Regions from separate parts of the Homo sapiens genome. Here regions 1 and 2 are each linked to region 3. The links are chromatin contacts, found by Hi-C or POLR2A ChIA-PET in ENCODE. All regions are on one chromosome and are shown on one strand. The core of a region is the stretch at or near the end of the contact, and the rest is flanking DNA. Distances in the headings are between cores, read along the strand shown. Region 1 overlaps ZNF827 (zinc finger protein 827). Region 2 overlaps C4orf51 (chromosome 4 open reading frame 51). Region 3 overlaps ZNF827 (zinc finger protein 827).

The links. A loop is a pair of places that touch in the nucleus more often than their neighbours do. ChIA-PET counts read pairs that join two places held with the same protein, here RNA polymerase II (POLR2A). Pooled maps may share reads with other maps.
Region 1: a loop to region 3 is called in a map with no recorded cell type, with 5 times the contacts of the local background. The contact joins two enhancer-like sites. A Hi-C loop is called at or near these places in 3 of 168 maps with a recorded cell type or tissue (PC-3, endothelial cell of umbilical vein and naive thymus-derived CD4-positive, alpha-beta T cell), 20 of 37 single-sample maps with no recorded cell type and 13 of 50 pooled maps. POLR2A ChIA-PET finds 5 or more read pairs at or near these places in 4 of 52 experiments (OCI-LY7, activated CD4-positive, alpha-beta memory T cell, activated T-cell and 1 more).
Region 2: a pooled map shows a loop between it and region 3 (2.3-fold over the local background). The contact joins two enhancer-like sites. A Hi-C loop is called at or near these places in 8 of 168 maps with a recorded cell type or tissue (PC-3, cardiac septum, endothelial cell of umbilical vein and 4 more), 5 of 37 single-sample maps with no recorded cell type and 14 of 50 pooled maps. POLR2A ChIA-PET finds 5 or more read pairs at or near these places in 4 of 52 experiments (PC-3, PC-9, Panc1 and 1 more).

What each region holds. Positions count from the first base shown.
Region 1 is chr4:145,806,775-145,810,088 of GRCh38, reverse strand. The region is part of intron 8 of ZNF827 (zinc finger protein 827); the gene reads left to right. Among named protein-coding and RNA genes, the nearest start is that of C4orf51, 130 kb to the right of the region's middle. RefSeq lists enhancers at 1,487-1,676, 906-2,105, 2,533-2,752. Within about 2 kb of position 1,673, at least 10 of the 41 ENCODE cell types and tissues checked have a DNase peak (open chromatin) inside an H3K27ac peak, as active enhancers do.
Region 2 is chr4:145,719,848-145,723,012 of GRCh38, reverse strand. The region is part of intron 2 of C4orf51 (chromosome 4 open reading frame 51); the gene reads right to left. Among named protein-coding and RNA genes, the nearest start is that of C4orf51, 41 kb to the right of the region's middle. RefSeq lists enhancers at 2,013-2,062, 2,703-2,902. Within about 2 kb of position 1,349, at least 3 of the 41 ENCODE cell types and tissues checked have a DNase peak (open chromatin) inside an H3K27ac peak, as active enhancers do; they include gastrocnemius medialis, where a contact is called at or near this core.
Region 3 is chr4:145,771,924-145,775,436 of GRCh38, reverse strand. It overlaps ZNF827 (zinc finger protein 827), which reads left to right. Exons shown (of 15, transcript NM_001306215.2): 11 at 765-931. It also overlaps a transcript of C4orf51 not described here. Among named protein-coding and RNA genes, the nearest start is that of C4orf51, 94 kb to the right of the region's middle. Within about 2 kb of position 1,661, at least 7 of the 41 ENCODE cell types and tissues checked have a DNase peak (open chromatin) inside an H3K27ac peak, as active enhancers do; they include gastrocnemius medialis, where a contact is called at or near this core.

The DNA.
Region 1 (3,314 bases), core at 424-2,923, 35 kb before region 3:
CATGTCAAGTAATTTATACTTATATTTTATGAATTTCCATTTTTATAAGAAGTATATGTTACTTTCATAATCATGTAATTGCCTGATGGGTCCTTCCTGCCTGCTGCACAGACAAAACCAATTCACTGAGACCCTGTTATTGCAGTAAAGAGTTTAATTAATGCAGGGCAGCCTAGCAGGAGGACTGGAGTTATCACTCAGATGAGTCTCCCCAGGAACTCAGAGCCCAGGTTTTTTATGGATAATTTGGTGGGCAGGGGGCTAGGGAATGGGTGCTGCTGATTGGTTGGAGATGAAATCATAGGGGTATAGAAAATGGTCCTCATGTGCTGAGTCCACCTCTGGATGGGGGCCACAGGACTGGTTGAGTCATGGGTCTGGGTGGGGTCAGTCAGTTGCCAGAATGCTGTCTGAAAAACATCTCAAAAGACCAATCTTAGATGCTACAATAGTGATGTTATCTATAGAAGCAACTGGGGAAGACACATCTTGTGACCTCTGGCCACGTGACTCCTGAGCAGTAAGGGATTATAGAAACTACACCTTCATTTTAGAATTCAGACCCTTCTCATAATCCTAGTCTTGTGGACTTTTATTAGTTTTCAGTCTGTGAGCCAGAAGGGCATTAGTTTTAGGGAGGGACTATTATCATCATTGTTTCAAAGTTAAATTATAAACTAAATTCTCCCCATGGTTAGCCTGCCCTAGGCCCAGGAAAAAGCAAAGGCAGCCAGTCTGTGAGGCCAGAAGCAAGAATGGAGTCAGCCATGCTGGACTTCTCTCACTGTCATCATCTTTGCAAAGGTGGTTTCAATCAGAAAACACCAATAAGTTAGTTTCATTTTGAACAAAGGAGAAAATATCTTTTCATACTATTCTCATACTGAATGCTTGACACCAACTCTCTCTGGAAGTTTCTATCATGAGGATATTCCTGGAGCTTTGGACAAAATCCACTTTGGCAGAACCACATTTAAATATGACGCTAGGCTGGGCACAGTGGCTCACACTTGTAATCCCAATGCTTTGGGAAGCCAAGGCAGGAGGATTGTTTGAGGCCAGGAGTTCAAGACCAGCCTGGGCAATGTAGCAAGACCCCGCCTCTGCAAAAAATTTAAAAATTAGCCATGTATGGTCGTGTATACCTGTAGTCCCAGCTACTTGGGAGGCTGAAGCAGGAGGATTGCTTGAGGCCAGGAGTTCAAGGCTGCAGTGAGCTATTAATAAGATCAAGCCACTGCACTCCAGCCTTGGTGTCAGAGAGACACTGCCTCTAAAAAATAAAATTAAAAAACAAGCAAATACATAACTGTGACTCCAGAAAAATGGTAGACCTAAAAGCAGCTAAAGTAAATGGAGATATTTTCAATGAAAATGTTGGGAAAAAATCTTGTAAAGTGGTATTTGCAAAGTAGAACTCCTCTTTAAGGTATCAAAGTGCTTCAGACTAAGGAACACTATTTGAATGTTCTGCGTTTATCTGTACCTACTACCTTCATAATTTCCCCATCCTCTGTTGTATGCACTCTACAGAACCTCTTTCCTATCGGGGCTTTCCAGTCAAAATGACTCATCCAGCTGCAGAATCTAGTTTCTCCGCCCTAAGTATCTAGGAATGAGTCACTCAAATGAGTTGCTTCTTTTTTAACTTCAATGGAATTAGGCTTGAAAGATTCATGATGGGGGAGGGTCCTGGGAAAGGGGCCTGTGCTGAGGTTATCAGGGAAATCAGCTGTATTATAGGAATGGGAAAGAGGCCAGGAAACAGGATAATGAGGGAGTGGGATAGCCTGGAGGTAGAATGATTTATAAAAAAAGATTAGATCCAAATTCTGGCTGTCTTTGTTAGAGTATGGAGGCAGGAATTAATTGGTTATGTGGATTGTAGGTAACCATTTTGTGGCAAGATGACTTAAAAGGTAAGGTGACTCATCCTAATTATTTTTTTTTTGCTCACTAATTTTCTATGTACTGTATAGTCACTTGCACCCACAGAAAAACAAGGGGAAAGTTTACTCAGGAAAAAAAAAAAAATGTGTACTCTTGCAAATGCTTTTAACATGTAGGCAAGCTTTCGGTATGTGAAAGTTATTTCTGACACAATTTTTGGTCAAATTGTTTTTCATTTTTATGAAAATGTTAATTTTTAAAGCACTCTGGTCTATCTCCCAACTGTTACTTTTATCACTCGAAAATGTGTTATTTTAAAAATATCATCACTGGTGTCATACTAAGACTTGCCATGCCTTTCATAGTAATTAATGTTTTTTGTTTTTTGTTTTTTTTTTGTTTTTGTTTTTTGTTTTTTTTTTTTAAAGCAGCCTGGCACAGTGGCTCACGCCTGTAATCCCAGCACTTTGGGAGGCCAAGGCGGGCGAATCACGAGGTCAGGAGTTCAAGACCAGCCTGGCCAAGATGGTGAAACCCCATCTCTACTAAAAATACAAAAATTAGCTGGGCGTGGTGGTGGGCGCCTGTAATCCCAGCTATTTGGGAGGCTGAGGCAGAGAACTGCTTGAACCCAGGAGGCGTTGGTTGCAGTGAGCTGAGATGGCGCCACTGCACTCCAGCCTGGGCGACAGAGCGAGACTATGTCTCAAAAAAAAAAAGCACTGGGACATGAAAAAGAAAAATGAAAGTTATCTTTGGGTGATGATGGGAACTCTGATTGAGGGTTTTAGTTTTGTTTCCCCCTACCACCACCTTGTCTCTCTTCTTCTAGTTTTCTATAATGAGCATGAAACACTTCTATAAAGAAAAATTAAATGTTTAGAGGGAGTAAGATGTTAAGGAACAAAGGTAAGATTCATGGTGCTCTGAGTTAATAGGCCGTAAGCTTAATAATTATGGTTATACACAGGATAGGTCTTTGTCAGAGACTGCTAAACATCTTGTACAACAATCTTGTGTAAACAACAGTGGTCAGGAAAAGACTCCCCAGAAGGTGAAATTCCAACAAATTTTGGCAGAGTCATTTCAGAAACGTTAAAGTTACACATCCTGTAAGTTATTAATAAAGATGTGAAATCCTTGTATGAAATACGACTATGATCACAGTCATTTCCATTTGGAGGTTCACGAAGCTTACTCAAGGAATGATTGAAGTTTGAGGGTGGTTACTTATTTTTAACCTTGCAAGGGAGATTCATGAATTAAATTAATCTTAGGGCACCAGGTGTGATAGAAGAACTGCACGCCATTTTCTCTATCTTGGTTGTTGAAAATAGAGTGTTCAATGGGACAGTCTGTTGTACTGTCTCATTGCATCATTGGTCTCATAAGTATCAGTGACTTAGGTATAATTAATAAAATAA
Region 2 (3,165 bases), core at 100-2,599, 52 kb after region 3:
TACAACTCACCGTAATTTAGAATCAGTGCGGGCCCTAGCTTGTTTTCCTGTAATTAGATGGTCTCATCTGGGGGTGATAGGAGACAGTGACAGATCATCAGGCATTAGATTCTCATAAGGAGCATGCAGCCCAGATCCTTTGCATGCTCAGTTCACAATAGGGTTTGTGCTCCTAGGAGAATCTCATGCTACCACTGATCTGACAGGAGGCGGAGCTCAGGCAGTAGTGCCAACCATGGGGAGTGGCCATAAATGCAGATGAAGCATTGCTTGCTCCCCACTGTACACCCCCTGCTGTACAGCCCACTTCCTAACAGGCCATGGACTGGTACAATTTTTATGAATATTTTTCTGAAGATAGGTCCCAGAGCTTTCATCAGATTTTTCAAAGTGTCTCAAAAATATAAGGTATCATTGTCTTAAAGAGAGATGTGTTAACCATTGGGATAGATTAGAGAGCAAATCTCTTTCATGACAGATTTTTAAGAATAAGTCATTCAATGGTCTATATATTAGATACAAATTATTCTAGCAATGTTAAATTTCTTTTTTTCTGATCAGCTGACTTTAAGAAAATGTCAGACTTTTTTTGAGTGTGATAACAATGTTGTGGTTATGTAAGAGAACATTCTTATCCATAGGAGACTCATGCAGAAGTATTTAGGATATACTGTTATGATATTTTAATTTTACTCTCAACATTCCAGCAAATAAGTATATATAGGCATCAGTATAGAGAGATTTAGATAAAGCAAATGTTAGGAAATGTGGCAAAATATTAACAATTGGTGAATCTAGGAGAGGGCAGGTGGGTATTGATTGTGCCATTTTAACTTGCTTGTGGATTTTAGAAATTCTTTAAAAGAATTTTTAATTCTTTATTCTTTGGGAACAAAAGAATAAGGCAGTCCATTTATCTGTCTTTTTATTCGTGCCCTCCCCCATTTATCTGCCTTAACTTGGTAATTATAAAGAAGGCAGTTCTATTATATTTTGTAAACGGCTAAAACCAGGCACACACACAAAAAAAGGAAAATCACCAAGGAGCATCCCAAATTACATTTGAGCTATAGCTATAACCAAGGACAGAATTAAAAATAATGCTTCACCTTTTCCCTAATTTTCTCCCCACGTAACTCCCGCCCATCTCATAGGCAGACACATGGTTTGTTCATATAAGTCTACTAAAATCACTATGGTGTCCACCATATCTCTATCTTTTAAGTTCACAGGCAAAATCAATTGCAGCCACCTCCTAGTTGATGTTATGCTTGAACAGTAAAGTGCACACAGTAACAGATGGCATCTTGTGACCTTCTTAATAACAGGCTTGGCTGCCAATGTTCCCTTGTGCCCAGTCTCTGCAGGGAATTTGGAAACTGTTGCCTTACACTTGAATATCTTCCGGCAAACACATTTAACCATTTCTTAGTCTGTTTTCTAATTTAAAATAGAGAGAGGAAAACAAAACAAAATTCCCACCACCTAGAAGGGACATTGATATTTTCTGAGTCCAGAGGCCCATCCCGGGATTCTCTGGGGTGTGCTGGCAGTCACACAGCGTAGCTGTCATGTTTAGTGTGGTGAGGCCCTCAATTCCAGGCAAAGTGTTTATCACTCTACCTAGACATATTGGTGGCCAGTGTGATCTTTTTTTTTTTTTTTTTTGAGACAGAGTCTCACTCTGTCGCCCAGGCTGGAGTGCAGTGGTGCAATCTCAGCTCACTGCAAGCTCCACCTCCCAGGTTCAAGGTATTCTCTGGCCTCAGCCTTCTGAGTAGTTGGAACTATAGGCGCCCACCACCACACCTGGCTAATTTTTGTATTTTTAGTAGAGACGGGGTTTCACCATATTGGCCAGGCTGGTCTCAAACTCCTGACCTTGTGATCCGCCCACCTCAGCCTCCCAAAGTGCTGGAATTACAGGTGTGAGCCACCACACCTGGCCATCTTTTTTCTTCCTGTAGTTTAAAAGAAATGTATTCACTTCTCACAGCAAGGCATACAAATTAGCCAAAAAACAATCTAAGTCATGAAGTTAAAAGGTCCCTCTGCCATGACAGCTCACGCCGTGGTGAGTGAGGCTTGTTTTCAGTCATCTAGTTCCCTTTGTTGCAAACCTTGGGCAGCTGTGGCTATCAAGGTCCATAGAGAAATGGGGAAGGAGGGTGAGAGCAGTGATTAGGTGAGGGAGCAGCCTGCCTGTCTGACCCCTGACCCCTCCACTGTCCCACAGGGGCATCTTTCCTTTGTTGAAAATGGAAGCCAAATAAGGGTGACCCTAGGGGAAAACAATGAAGACAATCACACCAAAGCCCTTCGGAGTCCTTTTCTCCCCTCAGCAGAATGACCTGTAAGGCCTTGTACCAGGAAGGAAGTGCTAAAATCAGTCTCTGCTAGGCAATCAGTGTGGGGAGATGAGTGGAGGAAGAGCAAGAAGAACACTCCCGGGGAATATGTGGTGGGGTAAAAAGTGCAGCACCTCAGCTAGCAACAGCTCAGCCGACAGGTGGAATATTGTGTGGAGTCACTCACAGAAGGAGAGTCTTAATCACAGTAAGACCTAGGGCTCCTTTGGGGGAGTGTAGGTGGGGGGTTTTCACTCCTGGGTATCTCCCCGTATAGCTGAGGAGAAGTGAGAAGTGAGAGTCTTCCTGTTGGCCCCATTTCTGGACTTCAGAACAGAGGAGGCCTTGGAGAGGGAAGTTTCCTCTGCTGGGAAAAGCTGGCCTGGGTGTGAGAAAGCCTTGGCTGGGGAGCTGTGAGTCTCTCCCAGGAAAGCTGGGGGAGGTGCCCATTGCTCCTTTATGTTCGCCTCCCAGGGCCAGTGTAGAGTGCCTTTCTTAGACAGACCAGAAGACCCATGGAAAAAGCCTCCCTCTATTCAGGCATGCCCTAATCCACCTGTTGCCACCTTCATTCTGGGGCCACAACCTCCAGGATCAATAAGCTTTGGAAATGATCCAACCACAGAACAAGGGGGCACACCTCTGAGGCATGATCAAAACAAAACCAACCAAGCTCGGAAGCCACGAGATACTCACATTGCTAAGAAATGGGAGGTCCTTCCCCAGCCTCAGGCCACAACTCCTCCCACAGCCACCAGCAAGTCACCTGCCCTCTCTCCTCTTTTCTTCTCCCCGCAAATCACATTTGCCATCCCTT
Region 3 (3,513 bases), core at 412-2,911:
AAAAAAAAAGCTGAGGAAATATAAATCTGAGAACCCCAGAGAACTAGCCCAGAAGGCGTTACGTATTTCCCCATGGTTGTATCACACTTTAGTATGTGGATTTTATGTTTCATTTCTGTATTCAATCATGAATCAATATTGGTTTGATTGCCATAAAACCCCCAAGTTTCTGGCTGTCAAATCTTGTCCTAGAGAGTTGCCATACTGATTGGTGGAAACTTGCTTTTGCAGGAAATGTCTCTAGCAGTGGGTGGCTTCTATCAGAAGTTGTCCCGGATAGAGTAGCCTCTTGCTTGGAGTGCCATACAACAAACTGTAGGTGCTTTCATTGCTACTAGGGAAGGTTTCCAGAGCCAGAGAGAGGTTCCTGGACTATGAGGTGCTCTCCGAGTTTATCAGTGGACCGGCACCACTAAATACCTTGGCAATGCTACCCCACATCTCTTTGCCCAAAGGAAATCAATTAGGTGATGTGCAGCATCTGGAATCCATAGTTTTAAATTAACTTTATGATTATTTAGCATCATTATAACACATATGTGATTGTTACATGATGCTGGCCCTTAGTCTCTTTGGCACAGTGACTACTTTAGAGGCATCCCAGAAAGCAGAAGAATTTTCTAATGCAAAACCTTTTGGTGGAGAGACAAATGTGTTTCAAATTCCAGTTTTCTTGAGTGTACTGTGTATAAATGGACAGCCTACATTTAGAAGTATGTGTCACCCTTTTCTCTCCCCCTCTTTTCTTTTACCCTTTCATGTAGTTGTCACGTGTGTGGATTTGAGACCGAGCTCAATGTCCAGTTTGTCAGCCACATGTCACTCCACGTGGACAAGGAGCAGTGGATGTTTTCGATCTGCTGCACTGCCTGCGACTTCGTCACCATGGAGGAAGCAGAGATAAAGACTCACATTGGCACCAAGCACACAGGTGACCATTCCTGTCTGTCCTTCTCACACTCCTTCTCCATCCCCTGCACCCCAGAGCACCTGCCACCTGGCCGAAGCATCCCCACTGCCCTGAGACATTGCCCTTTTCCTTCCATGGAAGGAAGGACTTTCCCAAGGCATGAAAGCCACATTTCCCTGTAGTCATAATACTGTTTCCTGGCATGCCTTGTGCCTCACTGCTCTGAAAGACTCCCAAGTTCAGATGTGGTTGAGAGGTGCCGAGCTCTTTGCTTGTTGCTCATCCTGATCCTCTTCCTCATCACCATATGTGACAGTCTTTCAATGCCCCAGTCTTATGCCTTTGCACACTGGCTCTCATTTAAGCCCCATAGCAACCCTCTAAGTGAATACTATTATTATCACACTGTACAGTACAGGTGAAGAAACAGGCTTAACAGAGGTGAGATATTCCATCCAAGGTCAGCAACTAGGGGTTGCTGTGGTCACTAGTTTCAGTCACTAGTTCAGTAGTCACTAGTTTCAGTGACTACTGAAACTCAGCCCAGAACAGTTTTCATTCCAGAGCTTGCTCTCTGTATCATTGCTGTTCTGACAGCCCCGAGAAACACTTGGCAGAGCTTTGAACCTTTCTGTTTTCCCATGCCAGGGCACTACACACCTACTTCTGTAGGCTCTGTTCCTCTCCAGTGAAACTGCAGCCCTGACGCTCTCCTTAATGACGCATGGCATGTGTGTTCGCGGCCAAAGAAAACCAGATTCTCCTGAAACAAACCCATCACTGTCTAGGCCATGGCCAAGGCTTCACCAGTGCTCGCCTGTTATTTAAGCTTCTTGCCATTCTGGTTAACTTCTTCCATTTATTGATGTTAACATTCTGACTTCACCATGCAATTATACTCTCACAAGTGATGGTTACAAATGATACCAGCAAGGAGTCATTAAGTGAGAATGAGGAGGAGCTCCGTCTGCATTTGCGGGGCTTACAAATTAAGAGCTGATGTTGCTGATTGCCAGCCCTGGGTGTTGGGTCAGCCCCTCACATCATCAGCACTTGAAGGATTCGGGAAGGGGAATTTCCCTGACAGTTGTGCTGACGATGTACACAGCAGAGGAGGATCTCTCTGTGTTTCTCTGGCCACTTTGGCTCAGTGGTGCCAACAGTAATAAAAGCTTGTTTTTGTCAGTAAATTGAGCAGCTATGACTTGGAGGTCTGCAGAGAGCCGTTATGCCAAGTGAGAAGGTGCCATTTTTACAGTCAGTTGTCTGACTGTAACCACATTAGCCTGTGGGCAGCAGGTGAGCTGGGAAACCCATGTTGAAGACAAATTAAATTCAGCATTTCTGGAGTGGCTAATGGAGGAAAAGGCCAAACTCTTTTCCATTACCACTGGCTTTTCAGATAGTCTTTTTTTTCTCCTTTCTGTTAACCTTTGTTCTAACCCTCTTTACTCCAAAGTATACCTGAACCCAGTTGAAAACCTTCCTCCCTCCCATCCTGCTCCAAAGCCCCCTCCACACCCATACCACCATAGAAACCATAGAAACCATATGGCTAGGCAGAAGCTGGACTTGTCATCATTTAATTGTCGTGAGTGGAAACTTCACAACTAACCAGTGCAAACACATACCTCGTAATTACCACAGGGAATGAAGCAAAGATCTTGTTCTCTCTGATGTAGCAGGATTCAGGGCTCATTGTCTAGCAGGAAAGAATATTCTTGTTTGTTAGTACAGTCACCCAAGAGTGAAATGCATTAAAGAAGTTTCTTTTTTAATTCAGTAGGAGCCTTTAATGCTGCTGCTCTAAGAATAAGGTTAAAACCTATTTTATAAGCCAGGGTCCTGCAAGCTTTTTTCAAAGGGGCAAATAGTAAATATTTTAGGCTTTCAGGTCATACAGTTTCTGTCACTACTACTCAACTCGGCTGTTGAAACTTGAAAGTAGTCGTAGACAATATGCAAATGAGTGGGCATGGCCATGTTCCAATAAAACTTTATTTATAAAAACAGGAGGCTCATTTGAGCCCAAGGACTGTAGTTTGCTGACCCCCATTATAAGCTAATGGTCTCACAGCAAGGGTTTCCTGTATTTAGTATAGTTTTGAGATGTTTCAGTTTGACCCAAAATAGATCAATCTAAATCTGTAAATTAGTAAGTTGGACTATTGCAAAGTTAGGGTATAAAGCAATATATATGTTATATGACATATATAGCAGTATATATTCCCAAGAACAGGGAGCTTATCTAAGTCACTGCTGTATCTCAGCACCTGGAGCAGGCCCTACACAGTACAAGTGGGGAATCAATGTACCTTCAGTGAATGAATATATTTGTGTGCAAGCTCATCTGTGCACATTTGTGCATGCTAAGTAAGAAAACTATTCAGATGTGGCCCTTGCTTGAACCTTAGAGTCCTAGTGACTTATTTCTGTAATCTATGTGGAAGTTACTTGGCATGGAGGAAAGCACACACTGAATTCTCGATCCAGGTTCTAGACCCTATGGTACCATAAGTAGTATTGTGAATGTAGGACCTCAGTTAACTTCTCTGGACCTCCATCTGTTCCCTATATTTTCAGATGCGCAGAAGATGCCCTTA